Regions from separate parts of the Homo sapiens genome. Here region 2 is linked to region 1. A link is an interaction called in ENCODE POLR2A ChIA-PET data of the cell type or tissue named here. Cell type or tissue: OCI-LY7. All regions are shown on one strand. Each heading gives the region's core, and the rest is flanking DNA. Links, peaks and the distances in the headings are about the cores only. Region 1 overlaps MYO5A (myosin VA). Region 2 overlaps ATOSA (atos homolog A).

The links. Peaks named below come from ENCODE experiments on the same cell type or tissue, not always from the same donor. Only the 100,000 strongest peaks of a DNase experiment are listed, where the experiment ranks them.
Region 2: POLR2A ChIA-PET joins it to region 1 with 7 read pairs; 2 of 35 experiments call an interaction of 5 or more read pairs at or near these places.

The regions. Positions count from the first base shown.
Region 1 is chr15:52,380,532-52,389,066 of GRCh38, forward strand. It overlaps MYO5A (myosin VA), which reads right to left. Exons shown (of 42, transcript NM_001382347.1): 14 at 7,298-7,381; 15 at 3,630-3,791; 16 at 2,560-2,657. Among named protein-coding and RNA genes, the nearest start is that of MYO5C, 89 kb to the left of the region's middle. RefSeq lists enhancers at 2,953-3,012, 3,053-3,282. In OCI-LY7, for the core only: no CTCF peak of the experiment used is centred there; no DNase peak of the experiment used is centred there.
Region 2 is chr15:52,668,364-52,676,898 of GRCh38, forward strand. All of the region lies in intron 2 of ATOSA (atos homolog A), which reads right to left. Among named protein-coding and RNA genes, the nearest start is that of ATOSA, 6.8 kb to the right of the region's middle. RefSeq lists an enhancer at 3,229-3,730. In OCI-LY7, for the core only: no CTCF peak of the experiment used is centred there; no DNase peak of the experiment used is centred there; H3K4me3 peaks cover 2,025 bases; H3K27ac peaks cover 1,003 bases.

The sequences.
Region 1 (8,535 bases), core at 2,303-7,302:
CCAAGGGCAGGCGGATCACGAGGTCAGCAGTTTGAGACCAGCCTGGCCAACATGGTGAAACCCCGTCTCTACAAAAAATACAAAAATTAGCCAGGCATGGTGGCAGGCGCCTGTAATCCCAGCTACTCCAGAGGCTGAGGCAGGAGAATCGCTTGAACCCGGGAGGCAGAGGTTGCAGTGAGCCGAGACCACGCCATTGCATTCCAGCCTGGGTGACAGGGCGAGACTCCGTCTAAAAAACAACAGCAACAACACAGCACTCCTTTGCACTTTGCCCATACTCATTTCATGGCATGGCCTGACAAGAAGCTCTCAGAAGTCATTAGCTCAGTATACAGAGCTCCCCTGGAATAAAGACTGGTCAACCCTGGAGATTTCTCTAACAGGAAGCACAAATTAAATATGCCCCATACGGTTATATTTTTTTAAAAATTACTACTGTTCTAAACATAGTGTCTACATCAATGAACAAGATTTTTGTTTTGTATTACATTTTGTATTTATTTTACTCTAGGCAAATGACATCTTCAAGTTAAACTGGCACTGAAGAGGAAGTAGAAAGGTTTCCCTTCGGCCAAATGATTGCTCCTGTGACTCCCATAGTTAAGTTCTGAGCGATCCATCCGGGCCTCCCCTGTGCTATCTTCTCAGGTGTCTGTTGGTGGTGGAAGAGCGGGTTGGTTGATAAAAGGTCATGGTCCTGAGGGCTGTCCAGGACAGAGGCCAAAGTGTAGCAGCTTCTTCCTGCTTCCCACTTCTTCCAGAAAGGACTTCTTGGTGATGAAGCAGAGAGAAAGACAGCAGTCCTTCAGAACTGTGCTCCAGTCTAAGGCAGAATCTCCAGACAGCAGGACTGGCACGGGGGTAGGGAAAAGGGCACTCATACACTGTGGAGGGGGTGAGGGGTGGGAGCTATTACAACCTTTGTTAAGTGTGCCTGGTCTTTGACCTATAAATTCCACTTCTAGAGTCACATTATCCCAATGAGATAATCAGACAAATATACAAAAATGTTTGGCACAGGATGTTTATTATAGCATTGTTGGAACAACTTAAATGGCCATCAGTAGGAACTAATTTAAATAAATATACTATGTCTACACAATGGGATACTCTGTAGCCATTATATGATTATGTGACTTTTTACTTACCAAAAGGGAAAGTGTTCACAATCTGTCAAGTTAAAAGTAAAGACTAAACAGCAATCATAGCACAAGGCCCCTCCTTTTGTGTCTCTCTCTCTCTCTCTCTCACACACACACACACACACACACACACGGAGCATGGAGGGAAGGGAAGGTGGTTAATCAAGAACAATGTATGACAGTTAATACCAGTTATCTCTCTGGGTATGATGGATGCTTTTTCTTTTCCTTTTTTCTTTTTTTGAGACGAAGTCTCACTCTTGTCCCGCAGGCTAGAGTGCAGTGGAGTGATCTCGGCTCACTGCAACTGCAGCCTCCCAGGTTCAAGTGATTCTCCTGCCTCAGCCTCCCGAGTAGCTGGGATTACAGGCGCCCGCCACTACACCCGGCTAATTTTTGTACTTTTAGTAGAGACAGGGTTTGACCATGTTGGCCAGGTTGGTCTCAAGCTCCTGACCTCAGGTGATCCACCCACCCTGGCCTCCCAAGTGCTGGGATTACAGGTGTGAGCCACTGCACCCGGCTGACGGATGCTTTTTCATTTATTTTTATACTATTCTGTATTTCCTGAAAACTGTCTTTACAATGTACATGTATTACTTTTAAAATTAGAAAAATAGGCTGGGCATGGTGGCTCGCGCCTGTAATCCCACTGGGAGGCCGAGTGGGGACGGATCACGAAGTCAGGAGTTCAAGACCAGCCTGGCCAAGATGATGAAACCCTGTCTCTACTAAAAATAGAAAATTAGTTGGGCATGATGGTGCATGCCTGTAATCCCAGCTACTCGGGAGGCTGAGGCAGGAGAATCACTTGAACCTGGGAGGCAGAGGTTGCGGTAAGCCGAGATCGCGTTATTGCACTCCAGCCAGGGCAAGAAGAGTGAAACTCTATCTCAAAATAAATAAATACATACATAAAATTAGAAAAATATTTCTGTTTTGTAAAAAAAACTCCAGAAAAATTGATTCTCCCTTCATGCATGGTATCTGAAGCAGGAGGAGGTGCTGGTGAAAACAGACACCCTCTGATGATTTCAGCAGTGGAGAAGCAGCAGGTAAGCATTCGCCAAACAGCCTTATCCCAGCCAGTGCTGGTTCCACCTAATGCCCAAATGAACAAAAATCCCAGAGAGATCAATTGAAGTAAATTCAAAACAGAAAACAGAACCAGAATGCTTGGTTGACCTCAAGTTTTCAAATCTTCAGATGGCTGCTAATTTACTCTCACATTCTCAAAAGGGACAAAAACTGAAAAAATAATCTACTGACTAGTGGTTTCCCTCTACAAGGCATGAAGACTTACCCAAATATTTTTTTCCTTATAAAAATGTAAGGAAAATATTAGTTTGCTTGGCTGGTTTGGCACTTCTTATAAGATATGTACTTTTTCACTGGGTGGTTCAGAAATACTTACGTGAATGGGAACTTGAAGTCATTAGGCTTGATACAGCGCACATAGTGAGGGGTAGTGGCATTGAGTGTCTCCATAAGCAGGTGCAGGGAGTTTCTGAACTGCATGAAAAAGGGCAGAAGAGGGTATCAAGGCTTTGTCCAAAGTCAAAGGTGAGGTAAAACAATGGGAAATTCCCTTCCTATGACACTAATGGAGAAAACTTTGCCACTTATAAACTTGACCCATCTTCAGAAGAGGAGCTGCCACAAAACAAGAATGCTAGGGCTTTTGGTTAAAATTTGCCTAAATTCTACCATTTTCATGCTTACTCTGCTAAATATAGATTCCTATACTCCCACTCCTTTTCCCCACAGGAAGCTACAGAAACCTGTTATGAGCTTAGTCATATGTAACTAACAATATAACCTTGCTTTAAGGCTATTTAATCACATAAAGTGGGAATTTTGATGGAAGATACTGGAAAACGTAGCAGATGACTTAAAAGAGTATAGGTAATGAATGAGAGAATGACAAAGGATAGGCAGAGAGGAGTTAAAATTAGGGACCTAGGATCAGGACTGGAGGCTGTGGACCTGGGTCAGGCCCTGTTTCTGTCTACACCAGGCACAGGGTCCCATGCACAGGACAGCAAGCTGAGGAGCGCTCAGCCTCCATTCAAAGCCCTACTCCCTGTTCAGGCACTAAGCATGTATGTAACATTTCCCACTCTCAGAGAACATAAGACATCAAAGAAAGGCGAGGGCCCTGTTCTGAAGGAGCTGACCGAGGCACTGTACAAATATAGAGACAAAACAAACAGAAAACTAAGCAAAGATGGGGTGGTCTGAGAGACGATATGCACGAGAGAATTAAGCTGTAGAGAAAATTATTTCGGGAAAGGCTTATGCAGAGTCACAGGTCTAAAACTGGGTGGAGAAGAGTTTTAGTGGATGGTGTCGTATGATCTCACAGTGAAAGCTCTAGGCTCTCCTCACCTGAGGATCCCACCTGGGAGGCTGAAGAGGGAAGATCTGAGGTTTCAGATGAGCCAGAAAGGAAGGAGCGTGGCAGCGGCAGCTCCCTGAACTCACCTGATGCCCCACTGTTTTCTTGTGCTCTTTGGCCATTTGGCCTGGTCTGCCTTTGGTGGGCTTTGCAGGAGTTCGTGTGAGGGGTGTGCGCCCTGAGGAGGTGGCTGAAGTTGGACTGATGGCCTTCTCATCATCTTGAAATAGTTCTGGTAGCATCTTAAACTAAGTCAGAAACAATATAAAGAAATTACATTCTAAACCAAACTTGAACGCAAACCTTCACAAAAGAAATATTACAGAGATTCCCTTCCTTAAGTAATCACTGTCAGAGTCACACTCCAGAAAGAGTCAGTATCTGTGCTAAGAGCCAAGAATATGAGAGGAAGGTGAGGTAAGTGCTATACAAAAATAACACGGAAAAATGCAATAATTCTACAACCATGTCTGGGGGAAAGCAAAGTCAAAACTACTGCACCCGGACTTGAAAACCTAATCCACAGGAAGTGACAAATCTAAACATATTAATGGGCTTGAACTATAATTATTTTACGAGAAAAACAGTAATTGAAAGTCTTATTACCTCAGTTCCACAAACTGTTTTAGCATCAGGTGGAGAAAAACACTAGTCCAAGTTTGCAAGTTATTTATCAAGTGTCTACTCACCTGCTTTATTTGTCTACCTACTAACTTAAGTGCTGAGCACTAACTGAAAAACATCACCGAAAATCTCAGCAGGAAAGGGTCATAAACAAATTCTACAATATTAGAAGGTTTTAAAAGTTATGAATAATAATTTTTGGAAGATAATTCGGGTTACAGAAAAAAAAGTTTAAAACCCTACCCATATCCTGTACATTTGATATTTGTTTTCAAGGGATTTATAACTTCAACAAATAATTCCTGTAATCAATTTTGTGTTCTATCAGGTTAGCAATGTGAAAGATTATTAAAAGATCTGGTACTCAATAAGTAGGTAGATGATATTAGTCAATATGGTTGGGAGAAATTTTATGGAAAAAAAGAGACTTCAAATGAATCCAAAGGAACATCTTGATGTATGTACATATCTTTACAACAGTGCCACATCCCATATAAATAAAACCAGTTCTTCTAATTAGTCAAGCTATATTTGCAACTATAATTATATATCTATTAACCTTAATACAACCTATTTAATCTTCATAACAATTCCATAAATTAGATGCTATCATGATTCTATTTTATAGATGAGAGATCTGAGGCATAAACTCAGTAGATGAACTGTGCTTCCCCTTATTAATCAGCTATACAGAAAGTAGAGGGTTAAAACTCATTTTAATGGTATTTGGTAGAACTGAAATTCAGTGGTATTTAGTCAAGTTGCAATTTATTTATATGCTTCCTGATATTAGATGTGGCCACAGAAGATTTCTTTATGGTGGAAAAATATCAAATAAAGCACCTTCTGATAAGTTTATAATTCCATATATATATATATTTTTTTAAACTCCTTTTCAAATTGTAAGCTAGAGGCTGCAGGAAAAAAAAAGACAAAACACATAAATACACAAACATACTCCACACTGTATTACTACAAAAATAATTCTACTCAAAACACATAACACAGATATTAATCTTCTAAAATTAGTACTTCCAAGAGAACACATTTACACTATGTGATACTGGCTTCTATCAGATGCAGTGAAATTATGAAGTTGATACTCCTAGATTGGGTTTCAGCAAAGACCAGCAGCAGAGGAAGCCTCCAAGCTATGTTAGGTAAATCACACACTGTCCCCACTTCAATGGAAACAATGTTACACAGACTGGCAGTCACTGCAAATGATTTGTCAGAATGCATACCCACCTTATGATGACTAAGGACTCAAAAGCCAATTAGAAAACTAAATCAGAATAAAGATAACTGATCAAAGATGCCTCAAGAATGAGAACCTGGCCAGGTGTGGTGGCTCACACCTGTAATCCCAGCACTTTGGGAGGCCGAGGTGGGTGGATCCCTTGAGACCAGGAGTTCAAGACCAGCCTGGACAACATGGTGAAACCCCATCTCAACAAAAAATTAGACAGGCATGGTGGCATGCATCTGTAGTCCCAGCTACTTGGGAGGCTGATGTGGAAGGATCACCTGAGCCAGGGAGGTCGAGGCTGCAGTGAGCCCTATGATCATCACATCACTGCACTCTAGCCTGGGTGACAGTGAGACACTGTCTCAAAACAACAACAACAACAACAACAACAGCAAGAATCAGATGAAAACCTGTGAATGTTCTGTTTCAGCTAAATTACTTTGACAAAGTAATAAAACTAGAATTTTATCATTACTTATAAATCAAACCAATAAAGATCTTTAACTGAATAATACTTAGAGATTGGCATTGTGGGAATTTTCTCTTACATATCAATCCTGTAAACTATAAACAGTTAATGCCCAGTGCCTGTTAGACACTTTAACTCTTTTTTTTTTTTGGAGACAGAGTCTCGCTGTCTCCGAGGCTGGAGTACAGTGGCACAATTACGGCTCACTGCAGCCTCAACCTCCCAGGCTCAAGTGATCCTCCCACTCAGCTTCCCAAGTACCTGAAACTATAGCCATGCACCACCATGCCCAGCAAATTTCTGTATTTTTTTGTAGACATGGGGTTTTGCCATGTTGCTCAGGCTGATCTTAAACTCCTGGGCTCAAGCAGTCTGCCTGCCTCGGCCTCCCAAAGTGCTGGGATTACAGGCATGAGCTACAACACCTGGTCTCGACTTATTTTCTGAAGGTTAAAACTGGGATTTGGTCTTCATGTAATCTTTATATTATCAAAATAATTGATAGTAAAGGTTTTTATTCTAAAAACAACAGTCAAAATATTCATATACTATTCCACTGAAGTTAAAAAGATTCTCTGAGAATAAAATAGAAAAACAAAGACTGCCAGTCAGTAATCTAGAAGAATTCACATGAAAATTTTTAATTTTTAGCTGAATACCTGAATATTCATTTTGCTGACCTAAGAAACTGGCTTCCTGCTCTGCTCTCTGTGGGATGAACATGAGCCATGTTCCCCTCCCCATTCTTTCCAGATGGAAGGTCAAGGGATGGAGGGGATCAACCTAATCATCAATACAATGTAGCCATCGTAGCTCTTACCATCTGGAATATTCTTTTCCCTCTAGAAAGCAGTGTCTCTAGTACCTATGCCTAAGAAAAATAATTTCAAAGTGCTTTGGGCCACACCTGGAACTGCACTCAGTGATGATCCAGAGATCAGTCTCCATCTGGATGGAGTGCGTAAGGCCACGTTTCTAGTACCTCCCTTCAAACTGACAGGGCAGAAAGACTGTTTTCTCTCATGGCCTCTCACCAAGGCACAATAGAGTCTAGAACCACTGTGGAGGCAATAATTTCACACAAAACTGAAAGAAACATTGCACAGGAGTTAAAAGCACAGACACAGCAAGACGGCCTGGATTTTAATTTGGCTTGAAAACTCGGTAGCCATGAAGTCTCTGTGTCTCAGGTGCCTCATCCATAAAATAAGAGTCATTAGATGAGTTAGCATTTTCAATACATTTAGAACAGGACCTGACATGCAGCTAAATTACTTTGACTAACATACTAAGTGTTATATATTTGGTAAATTAAAAACTGAAACAGATTTTTGTTAAAAAAATCATTTTTATTGTTAAAAAGCTAATGCTTTGCATACATCCTGGATTAGAGTAAGCCTATCCATAGTTACCTTGCTTGATTTAAGAACTTTAATTTGTTCTTCAAAAACGGTGTCTTTATTCTTTTCGAGAAATCCTTCACACTGGTATTCCACCTGAAAACACATGGAAAAATCTCCTTAACTGATAAAACTTTTGAATAGATATTATAATCATCAATAATAAGAATCTTTATTAGTCTCAGGCTATACGATCAACTCTCAGCAAACTGGTATTATCAGTCTTTTCCAAGAAACCAAGGCCATTCCTGGTAAGAAGTATGTTAACTTTAGAGTAAAACTCCTCAAATATCGTTTTTCCTAGGAAACAGTGGTAGCGCTGATTGTGATCTAAAAGATCCTCTCAGTTAGTGGGTGAGCAGATTAGATCCTCTTCTCCCATGCTGGCCAGAGAGCTCTTCCAAGGCTGACTCCTTGTATCTCCTTCCAACCTAGGTTACCATCAAGCAGTTGTGTTTCCTCTTAGAAGAGATTACAGCAGGAGTGAGAATCAGAAGGAACAAATGAGTGTCTGATGGGGACAGAGGTGAAAAGCTGCTGATGGATGAAGGTGAAGGCTGGGGAAATATTGTATGATTTGGTAAAGCAGGACTACTTGAGAATGGACTATTTCTTTTCCAAAACTCCAGCAACTTCAGTTGTCTGCCACTCAAGGGGGTCAAAGCTTGCATGACAAAACCTTTAGGTGGCCCTAGGGTCATCTCAAGGCTTCTAGATGGAATTAGGGCAGACTTAGAAAGTCCTCAATCCCTAAAGGAGACCCTGTGAAACTTACCCCAAAGCCTACATCACAGTCTCCTTGAAATATAAATTACTCTCATTGCTTGTGATTTTCTAAGTACACTATAGAACTTGTGAAGCAGTAAGACAGTATGCCTTATTAGAAGGGACCCAGTGAATCAATTGCAGAGGGTGACACAAGTCCACAATTGCTATTCTGAAACCCTTGAGATCAGCTATGCTTTAGGACTCAGAATTTTTGAGGCATTTAGAGATGTAGTATGTACATACACCATTTTTTCATATTTCCAGCAGAATGGAAGGCAATGATCTACAACAAAACATATTCATATTTCTATAGTGAAATATGAATATTTCCAGCCTAACTGGGATAAAGACAGACTATAAATAATCTCATGTTAATTCAGATCAGAGATCAGGTTTAGCTAAACGAGTTATTAAAAAAAAAACAGTTTACAGAGATTCCTGGATTTCAGAATTATAGAACCATACTTATTTCACAAATAACT
Region 2 (8,535 bases), core at 2,296-7,295, 290 kb after region 1:
TAGAAGTAGCGAGTAGAACAGTGGTTTCCAGAAACTGGGTAAGGGGAAGGAGAGAATAGGAAGAGGTTGATCAACAGATACAAAATTACAGTTAGATAGGAGGAATAAATTCTGGTGTTCTACTGCATAGTAGGATGACTAAGGATAACCCTAAAGTATTATATATTATAAAATAGCTAGAAGAGGCTTTTGAATGTTCCCACCCACAAGGAAATCATAAGTGCATGAGGTGAAAGATATGCTAAATACCCTGATTTAATTATTTACACAACATATATATGTATTGGAACATCATACTGGACTTCATAAATATATACAATTGCAATGTGTCAACTGAAAAAAGTACCAGTTTGAAATAAACAAAAAGGCTTTGCATTAAAAATAGAAAAAAACAGACAACAAAACTCCATGTCTATCTAGCCCACCCACCCATCCCACCTACTTATATGGAGATAAAACAAAAGTTGTAAAATGGTCACAATTAATCTATGAAAAGGTAAATGGATGTTAATTGTAGTATTTCAACTTTTCTGTGGGTTTGAAATTTTTTTTTTTTTTTTGAGACGGAGACTCACTCTGTCACCCAGGCTTGAGTGCAGTGGTGCAATCTCGGCTCACTGCAAGCTCCGCCTCCCCGGTTCACGCCATTCTCCTGCCTCACTGTCCTGCCTCAGTCCTAGAGTAGCTGAGATTACAGGCGCCTGCCACCACACCCAGCTAATTTTTTTGTATTTTTTTAGTAGAGATGGGGTTTCACCATTGTTAGCCAGGATGGTCTCGATCTCCTGATCTTGTGATCCGCCCACCTCAGCCTTCCAAAGTGCTGGGATTACAGGCGTGAGCCACCGCGCCTGGCCTGAAATTTTTAATTATAATAATTGTAGAGCAAGCAAAGTAGGGTAACTTAGAGAAATCCTATGGTTAGTTCTTTCATAAAATGAATAATTTTTTGTATATCAGCATCCTTCTGTCAAACACACCAAATATGATATAGACCTTTAAAGTTATTTTAAGACCAAAATAAACAAAAAGAAGTTTGCCAATATCAAGGGCTAAAATTATACATTCTCTTACTGTTATAAATTTAAGTAGAAATGGCCAATGATCTCTCTCACAAACCATGATCTCTCTTCACAAAAGAAAATTGCTAATTTGATGAAAAATGTAAATGCACTTTCTAGATGTTAGGATAAAGTTTTACAAATAGCCTAATTTCAGATACTGACGCTAAATTAATTCCATTCAGGAATATACATTTGGTTAAGTGGGAAACCAAAATATGAAAACTTTAAATATTGTTTATTCCCAAATACAGATTGGTCATGTTCCCAAAGGGGATATGTTTAAGTCTGACCATTATTTAGGCTTAAATATTACTGACAAGCAATATGAGTTATGATTAGATTCCCAGAAGAGTCTACCAAAGGTTTCTTAACCTATAATGGCCATCTTGCAGCATCATGGAACAAATCTAAATTCTGGGTCATGGAAGCAGAAGGGCCATGCTCCAAGCACTGAATCAATCCTAGGTAATACTCTGAAACAAAGAAAAAAGCAGTTTTGGGCAACATCTCACCACTCTATTTTCCATCAGCCTCTTTCTAGTTCCCACCTCTGCCTCACTCTCTGCCCTGATGCTGCTCTAAACTGTTCATTAGGGTCTACTATCACCCAGAAATAGTGGGCTGTGTTCCAATTTGCCTACTTTCCCTCTCCATTGCATTTGCATTAAAGATTGGGTAGTTCAATGCTGGTTTTGACTTTTTTCTATGTTATTGTATATTTCAGAAGACAAGGTTGACAGTGACATAAGTGTCCATTGATCTTTCATGCTTGTTCCAACCAGTTTTCAAAACGGAGTTCTGAAACACTCATTTCCTCAGTGCAGCTGTTCCAAGCTGTGTATTCTTGTTAGCAGAGGAAACCATTTAGCAATCCCTACCCAGTGCTAGGCGTATGTTAAGTGCCAAACCATATGTTCTCAGTTTACCTTTCCCACAAGGCTTAAGGTTGACGGTATTAGAGCAAAAAACAAAACCGTTGTTCAGAAAGGCTATGTAATTTTTTCAAGGTAATTTGGCTGGTAAGTTCCGAAGTTAGAATTTCAATCCAAATTTGATCCTAAAAGCTTAGTGTCTTAACTTTTCTTGCATTATAGTACGCTGCTAAAAGGAAACCATTTAAACTAAAATATGACCATCATTTCAACAGTCCTCGAAAAATGTATAACTAAGTATACATTTATTAATCCAAGTGAATCTCTAGTTGGTATAATTTCTGTCAGGATAGCAAGAGGAAACTAAAAGTAATAAAATCCTCATACTGTGTGAATAGCACCAACTAAGATGCAGCTGGCTGTATTTGGGAAGACCTGGCCCTTTGCACATCTATACAAATAATCCTGCCCACAGAGTAAATTAGTCCACATTTATATAGCATCTCATGGCTTACTATGTTCTTTGACATATTATCTTAGTTGAAGCTCAGAAGCAACACCCTTAGCCAGCTACATCTTACAGATAAGTAAACAGGTTTGGGACTTAATCCAAGAATGGGTCCCAAATCTAAACTCTAAATCCTTTGAGTTTTTTTTCCATTAGTCTATCCGACTTGTACTTTCTTATATTCATAAACCTGAGGTTTACCAATTTGAACATACAGACATTCTCCCTCTCTCTCAGAAACAGCAATAGGAGCAAATTCAGCACAGGGGGTGGACATCAGAGAGCTTCTAGCAAATGTCTGTGTATGAATCATTTGTTAGACGTATATAAACTGGAAACCATTGTCACTAAATGGCTTTTGCCTACTTTTAAGATATTTTATAGTGTTTTAATTCAATAAGATATGATTAATTAAGAAATATAACCTTTATTTAAGTTATGGATAGTATCCTTAACTGTATTTTCAAAAAATTAAGTATAAAATTGTGATAACAGCCTAACAGTCATTAATTCAAACCAATCCCTAAATTGGCAGAAGTTCAGCTGGTATCAGTAAAACAATCAAATATTGCTACCCAGCTGCTCCTATTCCTATCTGCTCCACAAATACTGAGACATACAAGTCATTCTTTCATTTAACAAATATGTATTAAACACCTATGCACCTACCATGTACAAGACTGCCTACTAAATGATGGGAATACAGGTGTGAATAAGAGACAAGGTTTCCGGACTCACAAAACTTAAAATCTAGCTGTAGAGACAGACAATAAACAAAAGAAATTACAAAATGTGGTCAATGCTATGAAGGAAATACAGGCTGCTCAGACAAAGAATAACAAGGGACATCTCATTTAATAAATGACAGCAATTAACATTCACTGAGCACTTTGGATAGGGTAGTGAGAGAAAACCTCTCTGAAAAAATGACGGTTAAGTTCTATAACAAAAGAACAACAAGGAGACACCAATGTGATGACTGGGGAGAAAGGCTTTTTAGGCAGAAGGAATTTCGCATACCAGATCCTAAGTGGTAATCAAAAACCTAAAAGGCAGCTAGTGGGGCTGGATATGGTAAACAAGGGGAAGAGATGAGTATCTTTTACATGGAAAGGAAAATATGAGAAAGCTCAACTCAAATTATTGCTAGGAATTGTGGTATTACACATGGGCTCTTAGGCTAATATTTTGATTATCTGCTGGCATTTTTTACCTATTCCATCCTGTTTTACTTTAATAAGAGTCTGGGCCAGGTGCAATTCCTCACACCTGTAATCCCAGCACTTTGAGAGGCTGAGCCAGGAGGGCTGCTTGAGCCCAGGAGAATGAGAACAGTCTGGGCAACATAGTGAGACCCCATTTCTCAAAAAAAAAAAAAAAAAAAAAAGACAATTAGCCAGGCATAGTGGCGTGCACCTGTAGTCCCAGCTACTCTGGAAGCTTAAGCAGGATGATCTCTTGATCCCAGGAGTTGGAGGCTACAGTGAATTATGATTGCATCACTGTACTCCAGTCTGAGTGACACAGTAAGACCCCATCCCATGAAAAAGAAAAAGAAAAAGTCTAACATGAGGAACTCTTCTGATTTTTCACCTATTTGAGCAAAGATAGAATTAACTATTAACAAATTGACTTTGGTTTACCTACTAAGAAGTACTGTTTCCAAGTACTACAATTTTGCCTTTTCATTATCCAAAAAAAAAAAAACCAGTATTGTTAGTCTGAGTTTAATATTTCCAGTTTTTAAAATCCCCAGCCTCAAAAAGGGTGAAAACATTTTCATAATTAGATCCAAAGGCGAGAAAGGCAAAAGAATATAAATATTCTTTAACAACTAATTTTTTTCTATATTTGTTCACAATGCAGAAGGCTCAGACCCCATGGGTTTCTTCAGTTCTTGAAGAGAAAATCAATTTTTAAGTCACTCTCCTTATATACACATTTGCCTTTCAGTTCTGCCTTCCAATTATCTTTTTTTTCTCATTCTTCAAAGAAATGACAGGGTTTAGTCCACTGAATCATTTCCTTCTTACTGGATGACAGGCAAAAACATAGATGGGGTATCTCTACGTCAACCCCTTTAGTATCTGAATCTCAGAAGTTGTATCAAGCCATTGATTATTTGACAGCTACTGATGCCAAGACTCATCAACATAAATGGATGAAAGAACAACAGTAGCCAGCTTTTAACTTGTGATCACACTGAATATACAAAACATGCAGCTGAATTAGCCCCCTTTTGTCTTCCTCAGCTTTCACTAACTGACTGGTTTCTTCTTTAGAAAATGTCCAAAAATAATAGCAGTTTACATTTGAATGCTAAGTGCCAGCCACTGTTTTAAGCATATTACACACATTAACTTATTTAATCCTCAAAATAACCATGAGCTGAGGTACTATTACTTTCCCTATTGTAAAGATAAAGCTGAGGCAGAGAGGACAAGCAGCTTTCCAAGATCACAATACTTACCAAATACCTGTTTGGAGTTTTCCTCAAGTATTTTTAAACCACTTTGGTCCCAAAATCTTATGGTATTTTAACATTACTTACTGCTACCAGTCAGGGAGCTTAAGAGCATATGCTCAAGTTCACTTCACATTTGAGCTTGCCCTTTTATTAGCTGTGTAACCTTGGGTAAGTTACCAAACTTCTCTATGACTCAGTTTCGTTTATCCATAAAACAGAGATGACAATAGCATCTATTTCCTTGAGTATCTGTGAGGATTAAATGAGTTATATATGTGAAGTACTTAAGACAGTGCCTGGCACATAGTATGAACAAGTATTAGCTGTTGCTACTCATACTATCATGACCACCTCTACCTGGGAATTTAGCAAAAGGCCGCTTTATTTAATCTAGTCAGTATTTCTTCTCCAACATCTGCCATTTCTTTTGTTTGATTTACATCAACTAACAATGAACTATTCTTAGCAAGCAATGCACCTAATTGCTTTGCTACATTTTTCTAGTCCTTAACACTTCTTTCCTATTTCACCTGCCCAGGAGTGAATTGTTTGAGGTTAACAGGGTTGCATTATGCTATAGTTAAGTTCATAAGCCACTGAAATTCTAAGGCTAATGTCTAAATTTGTAATATAGCCAAATGGAGGAAAAAACTAAGCACTTCTCTATTTTAACCTCAAAAACAAAAACCACAAAATAGTGTGGTGTTTTGTTTGTGGAACAGATTTTGCACTACTAGTTTTAACTTAAAGATCAACAGCCTACAATGTTTTTAAATATGAATTAAAACAGTAGATTTAAATTACTAATTTATGATTTATTTTATAGGTCTTAATCTTTCATAGCAGTTTTGATTAAGCTCAGATATTAAAAATACAAAATTAGAAATACATTTAGAACATAACCTAATATGTTTTTAATTACCTCTACACTAAGACCACATTTTATTTATTTTTAAATAGAGATAGGGTCTTGTTATGTTGCCCAGGGTGGTCTCGAACTTCTAAGCTCTAAGCAATCAACCCTCCTCGGGCTCCCAAAGTGCTGGGATCACAGGCATGAGCCACCGCAACAGGCCGTGGACCACACCTTAGACTTCTCTTGAAACACCAGGTATTCAATATACACACAGGTCTAGAACCAGGTCCAAACTTGTACATCCTTGAGTCAAAGGTGGAATAACATTAAATTTTCCAGCTGCCCAGCTCTAGTCAGCTGTTAACATCACTTAAAAATCTAATTATTCCAGAAAGCTTAGTCCACCCATGTCATCCTCTACATATAGAAGCCATAATTGTAATAGCAAATGACAATATAAATACATTATACATATACTGCAAGTATCCTTCTGTAGCTTTTATATTTTCTCAGATAACTATATATTAAAAAATTATTAATCTGCTCGAGCCTTAGCAGTTTGAACACTATCAATGCAAAACAGAACAAAATAGCATTAGGTTATTAAACATTTCATTATTTATTTACCTTTGTTGAGTATATCTTGTAATTGACCAATATATAAGCATTTGTAATGCTTATATATAAGCTTATATAACCAGTATATAAGCATTTGTAATGCTTATATATAAGCTTATATAACCAATATATAAGCATTTGTAATGTTTATTTAACATAATAAACGATATTATTTATTTAATATCTGCTATGTGCCAAGCACGGTCATATTTCATTCTAACTGTGAGAAGTTGGAATTATTCCCATTTTACAGACAAGGAAACTGAGACTCTCAGAGATTATGTGATGAAGATTAGAGAGCAAGCAAGTAATGGAACAAGTATAAAAACACAGGTCTGCTAATGACAACATCTAAGACTCATCTTTGGCAGTGTTACCCAAGTAATGTTATATTATTGCTTAAAATTAATTTTTTTTACAGTACAGTAAAATACTATCGTACAGTAAAATACTATCGACTATTGTGAAATCTATCATGCTATACCATAACATCTTATTTCAAAGTACAGTAGAAACTCCTGACCTTCAGATAATTTTTTTCTATTGGCTATCAGTTTGTTTTTATGGAGGCTGTAGGGAGCAGAATTGACCAATGCTCCCCACACCTTCCATAAAAACAGCCAATAGAAAAAGAATTAAGGCATTTTTCCTGACCCCCACCTTAAACTTTTACAGTTAGCCAACCAACTACCACACCCAATCATGTACGATAAGAGGCTATTGTATTTATTTAGAAACTTTAACTCTTTGAAGCACAGCTGTCTTTCACAAAACTATAATCTGAGTCTCTACATTAAAATCCACACTTTACTCACACTCTGAATGAGCATCTGAGAAGTTCTCCTATTTATGTTCATCTTATAGAAAACTTAGTGTTAGGCCGGGCGCGGTGGCTCACGCCTGTAATCCCAGCACACTGGGAGGCCGAGGCGGGCGGATCACGAGCTCAGGAGATCGAGACTATCCTGGCTTACACGGTGAAACCCTGTCTCTACTAAAAATACAAAAAATTAGCCGGGCGTGGAGGCGGGCGCCTGTAATCCCAGCTACCGAAGGCTGAGGCAGGAGAATGGCGTGAACCCGGGAGGCGGAGCTTGCAGTGAGCGGAGATTGCGCCACTGCACTCCAGCCTGGGCGACAGAGCGAGACTCCGTCTCAAAAAAAAAAAAGAAAAAGAAAAAAAAAGAGAGAAAACTTAGTGTTAAGTACGGTTATCTAATTATCTAGCTCAGAGACTAAAAGCAGGAAAATTAAAAGGTGACAAGGATAAATATATTAACAACAAAAACTGTTGACAGCCAGGGAACATAAAAATCAGAATAAAAAAAGATAGGCTGAGATGGTTTAAACTAGAGACAAAAAAATCTCAAACCAGAAGCGTGAACATTTTTTAAATGTCTCCACATATCATGATTACAACTAAAAATATTTTGACGTTTAAAAAGTTTCAATTATCCAGAAAATTCATTTATATAGGATAGTTCTTTGGACACCAATGTAGTTTAAAAAAAAAAATGAAGTGTAACTGTTTTCTCGTTAAGAGTTGTCCATAACTCTGCCTTTCAAATTGCAGGTCATCATGACCCATTAATTGGTGAAGAAATCAATTCAATGGGTGGTGACAGCAATTTTTCAAAACGTGAAATAGAATAGAAAATACAACATTACATTGCGCACAGTAAGGGTAAGTACGTTTGTGAAAAGCTTATTTCAATATTTCTGTACTAGTTTGCTAAGTAAAAGATTACTTACACTGGTTTTAGTAAAAGAAAAAAAAAGCCATGGGTCTAAAGGTTTATGTTATTATTATGGAATATAATCACAATACTAAACTCACAATCCCATCATCTTTACCTGAGAATGCTAAAGAAAGCTACAATTTTTAAGGTGAAAACTTCTTTGGAAATCTTGATGAATAAATTTGTTTCCCCTAAAAATCTATATCAGTACGTAACTAAACATTTTATTGTGTTTAACACTAGTTTTGGCTGCAAATACTATTTTTAAAACTGCTTATGACTGTAAAGCAACTTTTCACAACAATTCAAAATAAATAGTGACTTTGATTTTATTTGCTTGTTTATTCTGAGAATCAATTACTAACCTTGGTGCCATTTTTCCAAAGTGATTGATGTAATCTAAAAATCTAA